2 separate regions of the Homo sapiens genome follow, and region 2 is linked to region 1. Evidence: read pairs that join two places in POLR2A ChIA-PET (ENCODE). Cell type or tissue: OCI-LY7. All regions are shown on one strand. Links, peaks and the distances in the headings refer to the core of each region. The heading gives the core; the rest is flanking DNA.

Region 1 (5,813 bases), core at 393-5,392:
ACTTTTATGGAAAAAAGGCAAATAATAATTGAAAATATGCTAAAATCAAAGGCTTGAATTTTTAAAATTCTAGGACATTGTCTTTTTTTTGTTGTTTTTGAGATGCAGTCTTGCTCTGTTGCCCAGGCTGGAGTGCAGTGGCATGATCTGGGCTCACTGCAACCTCCGCCTCCTGGGTTCAAGCGATTCTCCTGCTTCAGCCTCCTGAGTAGCTGGGACTACAGGCACTTGCCACCACCCCCAGCTAATTTTTGTATTTTTATTAGAGACGGGGTTTCACCATGTTGGCCAGGATGGTCTCAATCTCTTGACCTCATGATCTGCCCACCTCGGCCTCCCAAAGTGCTAGGATTACAGGCGTGAGCCACCGTGTCCAGCCCTCTAGGACATTTTCTATAGCCTGTAGAGCTCAATCCCCAGCTACTTACATCTTGCACAGTTTGGAATGATGACATTGGGACCATGACAGATGATGAATGGCCAAAGTTAGGTTGCTAGTCTGTACTAGCCTTTCACTAGTACAATGCATTCTATATGGATACTGAACACATTTTTCGTTTATAACTATTTTATAAAGTTCTTATAAATGCTAAGCTCCATAATAACAATAATAATAATAATAATAATAATCATCATCATCATCATCATCATCATAACTAACATTTATTGGGCACTTACTATGTGCCAGCACTAATCTAAGCTCTATCACTCTGGTAACAGGGCTGCAAATGAATGGGAAAAAGCTGAAAATACATAAGCCAGGAAGCCAGTTAGGAGGTTGCTATAAAATTCCAGGTATGAGATGACAGTGGCTTGGACTAGGGTGATAGCACGGAGATAGCATGCTGTTGGCTTAGTAAGGCCCAGAGCAGAAAGAGCTTTCTATCCTCTTCAGCCACAAAACAGTCTGTAGCAGAGGGGTCATTCAATCCACTTACCAGAGAAACAGGGCTAGAGAAAGAAACAAAATTTATTTGTTAAGTTCCTATAATATGGCCAGTACTGTGTTACACAACATTAGGGGTACCAACAATAATCATATATTTATGAGTACCTTATGACTTGGTATACAGCTATAAAATGATAAAGCTAATAGAAGAATATATAGAATATATGTAAGACTTTGGAATGGGAAAGAATTTTGTAAATTAGACCCAAAAAGCACAAGACATGAAATTTTGACTGCACGAAAATTACGGATTTCTGTTCAGTGAAGCCCATCATAAACAAACTTACACAGACAGAGGATAGACAGAAAGAAAACATTTGGAAGATATTTCACGCCAACAAGGAATTCAAACCCAGAATATACAATAGTGCTCCTTATCTGCAGGGGATACATTCCAAACTTTGCCAAGTGTATGCCTGAAACTGTGGATAGCACCAAACCTTATATATACTATGTTTCTTTCTTTTACATACATACCTCTGATAAAGTTTAATTTGTAAATTAAGCACAGTAAGAGATTAACAATAACTAATAATACAATACAACAAATTATAATAATATAATAGCATTACTACTCTTGCAATTTGTGGCCATTATTAAATAAAATAAGAGTGACTTGAACACAAGCATTGAGATACCACAAATTATTCTGAGAACCGGCAGGGCTACTAAGTGACTAAGGGGTGGGCAGCATGTGGTTACATGCTAGACAAAGGAATGATAAGGGCCTTGGGCAGGATGGAGCAAGATGGCACAAGATTTTATCTCACTAGTCAAAATGGCATGCAATTTAAAGCTTATGAATTGTTTATTTCTGTAATTTTCCACTTAATATTTCTGGACTAAAGATGGTAGGTAACAAAACTCGGAAAGCAAAACCTCAGATAAGGGGGGACGACTTTATAAGGAACTCCTATAAATCAGATAAAGTACCCAAGAGAGACATTGACAAAAAGTATGAATAGCCAACTCTCAGAAGTGGAAAACCAAATGCCTAAGAAGGATTGAAGAGAAGTTCAGTGTCACTAGTAAACAGAAGAATGGAAATTAAAACTATTTGACATACCGCCTTACATTACACCCAATAGATTTATAAAAATTAGAAAGTTGGGAAATCTTGGCAATCTTGGCAAAGGTGTGGGAAACAAAAACCCTCATGTGCTGCTGCCGGGAGTGTACACAGATACAGGTATCCTAGAGAGCACTGTGGCAGTATCTCTGTGTGTGTGTGTGTGTGTGTGTGTGTGTGTGTGTGTGTGTGTGTGTATTTGTGCGCATGCGCACATGCACACACGTGCATGCTCACTGACAACCTACAATCCAGGAATCCCTCTCCACACAGGTTCATGAAGAAATACACACAAACATGTCTATCACAGGATTGTTTGTGGTACAAGAGAGTTCGGGGCAGTCTGGGAGTCCACCACTAGGGGCCACAGATATGTTAAGAGGATCAGATGATCATGACATGATCATGACACATAATATGGAATCTTATGCAGCAGTTAGAAGAAATGCGCTAGCTGTGCATAAAGGAACATGAATAGAGCTTAAAAACAGCATTGCATCAAAAAGCAAGAAACAGAATGAGAGCCATTGAACATTACAGATTTAACACATATATTCATAAAGCAGCATTATAGAAAAAACAACCTGGGGGTACACTCATATCCAAACACTTATTAATACATCAGAGTGACTGCCAGTGCTGGCAATCAAGGAGGAAAACAATGAAGTAAAATAAAACAAAAAGGTCCTCTCATGGATGATCACATACAGTGATCTGAGGAAGGCGATTAACTCAAATCTTTGCACTTTAAGTCCAAAAGAAGAAAAAAGGAAAGATCTAAATCCTATCTTCCTTTCTTGAAGCTTTTTCATCCCATAAATGAGATGCAACATCTGATTTTTGAGATAATCCATGTAAACATCTGTGCAACTAGCAACTCAAGGATCATCCATCTAGCTGGTTCTTCCGGGTCTCTGGGGACACTTGAGCAAAGCACACATCCATGAGATGCCAGAGGGTAGAAATAAAACAGAGTGAAGGATACCCTTGTAAACTCAATTCCATAAACCAAAGCCTAAATACGGCCTCATTTATGAAACTAGAAGTGCAGTGTAAAACCAAGAATAAAGAGATTGCAGTGTCAGATCAGTGACCCTAGCGTGGTTATTTCCATCAAACAAAATGGAAAGTTATCTAACAATGAAGCACAGAAAAGAGAAAACAAACAGGTAGCTCTGCGTCATCTGCAAAGACAATGTAGTTGGTAAAGTCAGATTATTTGGCATAATCAGGCAATATAAAATGTATATATGTACATATATATATATATATACAATTTTTAAAGTGAGTTGATCTTAGGATTTTGTTCACTTCAAATTGCTTTCAGCCAAACAGGAAACACAAAAGAGCCCGGTTTGATTCCAGAACTCTTCCTTTTTAAGGCTGCCAGGTCTGTCCTCTTGCAGGGAATGAAAGTGAACAAGGCTGAATATTTCTCTGTGTTTCTGAGAAGGGCTTGTCTGACCCAAGTCCTTGCACCTGCATGCACCACCTGTGGCATGAGTCTGTTGCCCTTTTTCAGTTTGTTCTTTCTTGTCTCCAACTGTCTGCCTAGACAGATGACTGCTGGTAATTCACATGTTTTTCCTTCTCCTTAGCTTTAATACTATAGCCACTCCACTTAAATTACACTCCAAGGTAAGCAGGAATTGGTTTTAAATGGAACCCTGAGAGATGGGGAAGTGAGGAAGGTGGGGGATGACTTCTTGATTCCTTGGTGCTGTATTATCACTTGATTCTTCCTCTGAGTTATCTTTTGTACTTAAAATTCCTTTATTTCGCCATTAAAGTGAGTGAGCCTATAAACTGTACTCACTCTGGATACTTAGGTATTTGAAAATGTTTTTGGCTACCATTTCATTTGGCTAGCATTTTATAGTGGACTCACCTACAGATTTAACTAAAAGTCTAAGATACCCTGTAGCAGCACATCAATTTAGGGAAAACTAGCTTTAAAATGTATAGAAACTTAAGAGTACATAACTTTAAAAGTATATAAAGACATACTACTAAACTAAAACGATCACAAAATCTTAGAATTTTGTAGGAGAAAAGAACCTTAGCAAGCACTGACCAGTTTTCAGCCTCTTTTTTTTTTTTCTGCCTCCATACTGCTTATATTTGCAAATTCTCAGTAACATGGCTTCTACTTAATGAGTCTCACCTGGGAGAACAAACATGCACTGTAGCTTGAAAAGATCACCTCTCTCTTTCCCCATGCCAAGTTTATTAGTTTTCAGAGACCATTTGTTGCTAATTGATGATAAAAGTAATATTGTGATTCATGACTTTCCCTGTTTTTTATCTACCAGCCTGTGCCTCACTTTGAACTGTGCGACATAAGACAGGACCGTGGCTGGGCACGGTGCCTTAAGCCAATAATCCCAGCACTTTGGCAGGCCAAGGCGGGCAGATCACGTGAGGTCGGGAGTTCAAGACCAGCCTGACCAACATGGAGAAACCCCATCTCTACTAAAAATACAAAATTAGCTGGGTGTGGTGGCACATGCCTGTAATCCCAGCTACTCAGGAGGCTGAGGCAGGAGAATCGCTTGAACCTGGGAGGCGGAGGTTGCAGTGAGCTGAGATGGAGCCATTACATGCCAGCCTGGGCAACAGAGCGAGACTCCATCTCAAAAAAATAAAAATAAAAAAAATTTAAAAGACAGGGCCATGAACACAAAACAACTGTGTCTCCATCTGCAGAGAAGCACTGAGTATCTGGACATTGTTTAGTGTCCTTTTTAACCTTATAATTAAATTCCACACTTCCCCTGCTATTGTTTAAAGTATTTAGCACTCAACCAAATGTATTTTTATTGGCTATTAGTACTAAAGTAGTTACTATCTTATCAAAAGCCTATTAACAAAAGCCAAGGCACAATTTTTTCCCATGCAGTCTCTGGCTTTGATTTTTTAAAAAAAATTTTTTAGACATATTCATGTAGAAAAGTTACAGAATACGGATGAATAGAAAAACAGTTTTTCTTAATCTCACCACCTAGAGAAAAGAGCATCTCCCATGTACACTTCTAGTCTTCATTTTCATCTTAAGAATATTTTACTTAAAAAATGTCACCCAAACAGACTTGTGTCTACAAAGGTGAGCTTCTGAGAAACCAACTTCCCTTGTGCAGCAGCAGACTCTGCTTTAGAGGGAAGGAAGCGGCTCACATCCTGACTAACAGGGGGTCATTGTTACTCTCTCAGAATTGGCATAATGCCTTCTTCTTCAGCCAGAAAGACAATTATGTGACAGAAAATCTAAGAGGTGGGCCTGCCTTAGGGAAAAGTGGCTTAAAAGCAAATTTGACTCACATAAAGAGAGTGCTAGGTATTTTCCTTGCTTGCTTTCTCTGTAATTGTTACAGCCCAGAAAGACATGGGTTTGAGTCCCAGTTATTCCTTACAAGCCAGGTAACCTTGGATAAGTTACTAAAGTCCCTCTCTGCTACAGTTTCCTCATTTGTTAAATAGGAACAATAATAGTACCAACTTGACTGAGTTCTTGCAAAGACCAGCAAGTTACGTAGGGGCCAAGGGAGAGCTTTCCTCGTGGCCCTCAGAAGGTTTGCTGAAAAACCAACTCAAAAAAGGTAGACTAATTGGAGAAAAGACATTCAAATTTATTTAACGGGAATACACAAGAGCCTTCAGAATGAAGACCAAAACACGCAGGGGAAATTGTCATTTTTATGCTTAGGTTCAACAAAGTATGGCCAGCTGTATAGGAACATGACTGGACAAAAAGGGTAAGATCTAATGGCCGGAGTGGGGAAACCCAGCAAGGCCTGT
Region 2 (5,813 bases), core at 261-5,260, 700 kb before region 1:
ACCATGTTGGCAAGGCTGGTCTCAAACTCCTGACCTCAAGTGATCTGCCCGCCTCGGCCTCCCAAAGTGCTAGGATTACAGGCGTGAGCCACCGCACCTGATCTGTTCGTATGTTTTTAACTTGGAAATGGGGATGTGAGCAGATACGAATAGCAGAGTAGCAGGATTGTTTTCTATATCTCAGACTGTGGCCCACTCCTCAACAGCCATCACTCATCTTGCACCCAGCCTGAGAAGAAAACATATAATCGATAAATGTCTTTTAAACATGCAAAAGGGGAGCAGGAAGGTGATGGTGGATGCTATGAGGGTAGAAACCATGGGGGCCTGGGGACTGCATGAAAATCTGCCTCAACCTCATGTGAGAACTGGAAGAAAATATTTGTCAGAAGTGAATTGTAACAATACCTACCCTACCCTTCCCTCAAAGTGTCCCAGCTAAAAGCAGAAATGAAAAACAAAGAGATGTACCCTATAGGAAAGACATTCAAAGGCCTGGGGCTTACGTGATCTTGTTCTGTTTACCTTTTTTAAAAAATTCATAAAACATTTAAAAAAATGTATCCATGTTGCAAAATGTACACTTAGTGCATTACTTCCAACAGCTGCATGTTGTTCCATGGCACCCATTACCTCGTACTTACCCATTGTGCTGGTGATGTATATGCTAAGGTTGCCTTCAATATCTGGCTAGCTCAAGTGCTGCTGTGATGAACACCTCAATTGTGGTCACTTAAGGACCTGTGCAAGAGCTTCTTAGGGGTGCACATTCCCAGGAGTGGAACTGCTGGGTCATCGGGAAAAATACATTCTACCACATTCTATATTTCATTAAGTATTGTTAGTTAATGCTCCAAAATGATTGTACCAGGACTTAACTCCCAATAACAAAGCAGGAGGATTCAAATTTCTTCCTATCCTAGGCAACACTTGATATTACTAAACTTTCACGTTTGCCTATTTAATAGATGTAAATAAGTATTTTGGTGTTTTTATGTACAGTTATCTGATTATAAGTGAGGTTGGATATCTCTTCATCTACTTGTTAGTCTCTCAAGGTTCCCTTCTATAAATCTGCCTGTTCATATCCTTTGGCTATTTTTCTATTGCATTTCTTTTTTTTCTCAGTTATTTGTAGGAATTCTTAATACTGTATATTCTAGATATTAATCTTTTGTTGGCTTCAGCCTTTGAAAATACTTTCCAATCTATCAACTTTCTCTAAACTTGTTTATGATGTTTTTTGTTGAACAGAACAGTTTAAAATTTTGATGTCATCAAGTTCATCTTTTTTTGATTTTATAGTTTATGCTTTGAGTCTTGTTTAAATGCTTTTCTTCTTTTTTCTACCCTAAGATTACAAAGCTATTCTTCTATTTTTAATTTCTATTAGTTTTACCTTTTACTTTTAGGTTTTTTTTTGTTGTTGTTGTTGCTAATGTAGAGCTCACCTTTGCATATGGTATGAGATAGGGGTTTAATTTTATATTTTTCTCACAGTGAATCAATTTCCCCAACATTATCTATGAAACCAAATCTCTGTGTTAGATTGGATTATTGTTCCCAATCCTTCTTGTTCTCCTGGCTCTACAATTATACACCTGTGCCTTTTGGCATGAAGTTTTGCATTACCTTCCACTATTGATGTTCAACTTGGCCATATGACTTGTTTGGCCAATGGAATGTTGGTGAATATGATGAGAGGAGAGGTGTTAAATGTATTTGAATGATTTGGCTTGACCTCTTGCCAGAAGGAGACATGTGGTGAAGACTTGAATCTGACCTGCATCCTGGAGCCAAGTCCAGCTGAATTCAGCTGAACCCAACCAAGTCTTAAGGAGCCCAGATGAGATGAGCTGAATCTCAGTTCATATACAGACCCATAAGGGAGAAAAATAAATGACTACCATAAGCCACTGATAAGTTGGGATTATCTGTTACATAATATTATTATTGCAGCAAGCAATAGCTGACTAACTCAACATGATTTCCTCATGGATTTGTGGTGTTACCATGATCACATATCAGATTCTCTTATGTAAATGGGTTGTTTCTGAGTTCTCTATTCTGTTTCATGGTTCTGTATGTCTGCTACTATAAAAAATGACCGACTTATAAAGAAATTTAGTCTTCCATGTGCATTTTAGAATACGTTTAAATTCCCCAAATCTTGCTACAAGTTTGGTTTGCATTGAATTTATAAACACATTTAGAGATAATTGAGATCTTAATAACGTTACATCATCTTATCCATAAACATTATATATACCTCTATTTGGGTTTCCTTTGAATTCCTTCAATAAATTCAAATATGTTAATTCCTGGATACTTTATAGTTTTGTTGCTTTTATAAATAGTATCTTATTTTCTAGTTTGTTAGTGTAAGTGTGAATGAATACTTTCAGTTTCCATGAATTGATTTTCTTTTTCTTTTTTTTTTTTGGCGACCAAGTCTCACTTTGTTGCCGAGCCTGGAGTGCAGTGGCGTGATCTCGGCTCACTGCAACCTCCGCCTCTGATCCTTCAAGCAATTCTCATGCCTCAGCCTCCTGAGTTGCTGGGACTCAGGCATGCACAACCACACCAGGCTAATTTTTGTATTTTTAGTAGACACAGGGTTTTTCATCATGTTGTCCAGGCTGGCCTCTAACTCCTGACCTCAGATGATCCACCTGCCTTAGCCTCCCAAAGTGTTGCCACTGTGCAGGGCCATGAATTGATTTTCTATTTGGGAATCTTGCTATATCAGTTGGGATTAGATTTGGCTATAGGTAATGCAAACACACAAACACAAACTGAAATAAAAGTGTCATGATGAGACAGAGGTTTATTCAAGAAATTCAAGAAGTTTGGTGAGTAGATAACTCAGGGCTGGTACTGTTATATCAGGTGTCTTCTGTTTTGTTGCTCTGCCATGTGTGGCTTCCCTATCCAAGGTCAGCTTATGATCTAAAATGACTGCTAACACTGCAGCCATTATGTCTGCATTCCAGATAACAGGAAAGAGGATGAAGGCACACTTTCTCCCTTTAAGGATGTATGCACTACTTCTGCTTACAACCCGTTGCCTGGGGCATGACAATACTTAGCTGCAAGGGAGGCTGGCAAATGTTGTTTTTATTCTGGTTGGCCCTGTGCCCTGCTAAAAAACCTAGTATTATGGAAGAAGGGGAGAACAACATCTCTGTCACCTTGCTGAACGCTTATTATTTCTAATAGCTTGCTATTTCTATTGGATGTTTTACGTGGTTGATCGTATTACCGCAAACAATCCAAATTTAGTTTCCTTCCTTCTAATTCTTCTATTTCCTCCTCCTTTAAAAAATATCATTCTGTTAGCCAGAACTTTCAGCGTCATATTAAATAGTAGAGGCAACATTATCTTGATCTCAAACTTATGTGGAATGTGTTTAAAGTTAATCCATTAAGTAATGTACTTGCTGTACATTTTGGTCCTTTATGAGGTTAAGTAAATTTCCTTCTATTCCTAATCTTATAAAAGTTTTTATCATTAATAAGTTATATACTCTCTCAAATGCTTTTTCTTAGTCTTTTGAAATGGATTATATTGATAGACTTTCTGATGTTAAATCATACTTGAATTTCTGGAGTAAAGTCTACCTAATTTATTATGTTTTCATGATAGAGGACTAGATAGGTGGCTAGTCAGATAAATGCATTCTAAAGACAGGGAAATACGTTTTAAGGTTTCTCCTAGCTCACTGTAATAAGCATGTTGGATTTAGTTTGCTAGTATTTTACCTATAATTTTTGCATCTATGTTCATAAGTGAAATGGGCCTATTCTTTTCTTGATCTGTTCTTTTTTCAGATTGAGAATCTAATTTGGCTGTGTAGGTTTAAAAAAAGTTTTTCCCTCAACCTTCTTTTGCTCACAATGGCCTTTTTCTTCATTTGTTTTGTAATTTGGATTGTGAGCTCATGTTTGCCTAGGCTTTATATGTAGAAATTCTATGAGGTCTGGGTGGAATCCTTTATCCTTGATAGAGGATTTGCTTTTGCTTCCTGATCTATGTGGGTAGTATATGTTCAAATCTGTTTAAAAGGAGCTTGGCTCACGCCTGTAATCCCAACACTTTGGGAGGCCGAGGTGGGTGGATCACGAGGTCAGGAGATCGAGACCATCCTGGCTAACACAGTGAAACCCCGTCTGTACTAAAAATACAAAAAAAAATTAGCCGGGCGTGGTGGCAGGCACCTGTAGTCCCAGCTACTCGGGAGGCTGAGGCAGGAGAATGGCCTGAACCCGGGAGGCGGAGCTTGCAGTGAGCCGAGATCTCGTCACTGCACTCCAGCCTGAGCGACAGAGCGAGACTGATCAGCTACAATCATAAATATATAAATAACAATAAAAAGGAAATCTTTTATTATGACATACTGTTTGTTTTTCAGATTTTAAAAAAGACATCCAACTCATAATCACAACAGATTAGAAAGTAGAGATAAGCAAGAGGAAAACTATATAGAAATGAACCAAATTCTGCTTATCTCTGACAAACACACTTAAAGCCTCCCTACACGTTTCCTCAGGTTCCTGTTTTAATGTTGCATGTGTGTACTTTTGAGCCTCTCAAATAGATTGTAAGCCATTTGAGACACCAAAAATCTCATATAGTACTTTATCTTTTAAATAACCATCACAGCCTTAGTACATCACTATTACATCACTAGTATACTACCAGTACATCACTAGTACATCTCACTGTTTGGAAGAAAAATGACAATAATACTATAATACTATAGTTGTTGAAATTAATACATTGAAATTTGCATTTTGAAATGTTCCTACATAGAAAAAATTCTGTCTCTGTGTATTTTAAGATCATAAACTAGTAAGCTTCTCACATATTACAATTCATATACAACATCAATTACAGTGATTTTTTTTTCAGGCATATATGATCTTTATTTGACTTGCCCATACTTCTTAGTGCTGTAGTTATGAGGTATGCTCATGTTATTTATAGAAGACTATTGGCCATCTTCATCCTCTTTTTTAGGGATCACTCCTTCCCCGCAAGGCCTGTGTGCAAGCAGTGTAGAAGGGGAAGTGAGCACAAAAATGAGAGGTAGAAAATATAGGCCGGGCGCGGTGGTTCATGCCTGTAATCACAGCACTAAGGGAGGCCGAGGTGGGCAGATCACAAGGTCAGGAGTTTGAGACCAGCCTGACCAACATGGTGAGACTCCGTCTCTACTAAAAATACAAAAATTAGCTGGGCATGGTGGCGCGCGCCTGTAATCCCAGCTACTCAGTAGACTGAGGCAGGAGAATCACTTGAACCTGGGAGGCAGAGGTTGCAGTAAGCCGAGATCGTGCCACTGCACTACAGCCTGGGTGACAGAGCGAGACTCCGTCTCAAAAAAAAAAAAAAAAGGGAGAAAGGAAATAGAAATAGATACACATAAGAAAGGAAGAGGAGGAAAGGAAGAAATAAACAGGGGGTCTCAAATTTTCAAAACAAAGGAATAAACAAGGGTTCTCAAATCAAATATTTATTTTAGTATTTTAATATTTTAAAATGTTAATATTTATTCAAGTCACCTGGGATATTTGTTTAAAGAGCAGATGTCCAGGTAGAGCCTACAGAGATGATAACTCAATAGGTTTCAGCAGATCCAGGAATTTGGGTGTGTCTTCCCTTTAAGAAACACTGGACTAAGGAGAGCACAAAATTAGAAGGCACACGGTAGGGCCTGGATGCATGCCAGTAACAACTGACACAGGGGCAGCTTCTGCCACAAGATGCTAACCCTAGGTATTTGCAGATCCTCTGAAAGATACTAGTGAAT

The links. ChIA-PET counts read pairs that join two places held together with the same protein. Peaks named below come from ENCODE experiments on the same cell type or tissue, not always from the same donor. Only the 100,000 strongest peaks of a DNase experiment are listed, where the experiment ranks them.
Region 2: POLR2A ChIA-PET joins it to region 1 with 6 read pairs; 2 of 35 experiments call an interaction of 5 or more read pairs at or near these places.

What each region holds. Positions count from the first base shown.
Region 1 is chr2:64,052,048-64,057,860 of GRCh38, reverse strand. No RefSeq gene overlaps it. Among named protein-coding and RNA genes, the nearest start is that of VPS54, 36 kb to the right of the region's middle. In OCI-LY7, for the core only: CTCF peaks have their summits at 2,173 and 2,373 (motif pointing right); DNase peaks (open chromatin) are centred at 2,370, 3,122, 3,510, 5,160 and 1 weaker place; H3K4me3 peaks cover 2,215 bases; H3K27ac peaks cover 4,253 bases.
Region 2 is chr2:64,753,502-64,759,314 of GRCh38, reverse strand. It overlaps LOC105374777 (a long non-coding RNA gene), which reads left to right. Exons shown (of 6, transcript XR_940177.3): 6 at 1,501-2,326. Among named protein-coding and RNA genes, the nearest start is that of SERTAD2, 100 kb to the right of the region's middle. In OCI-LY7, for the core only: no CTCF peak of the experiment used is centred there; no DNase peak of the experiment used is centred there.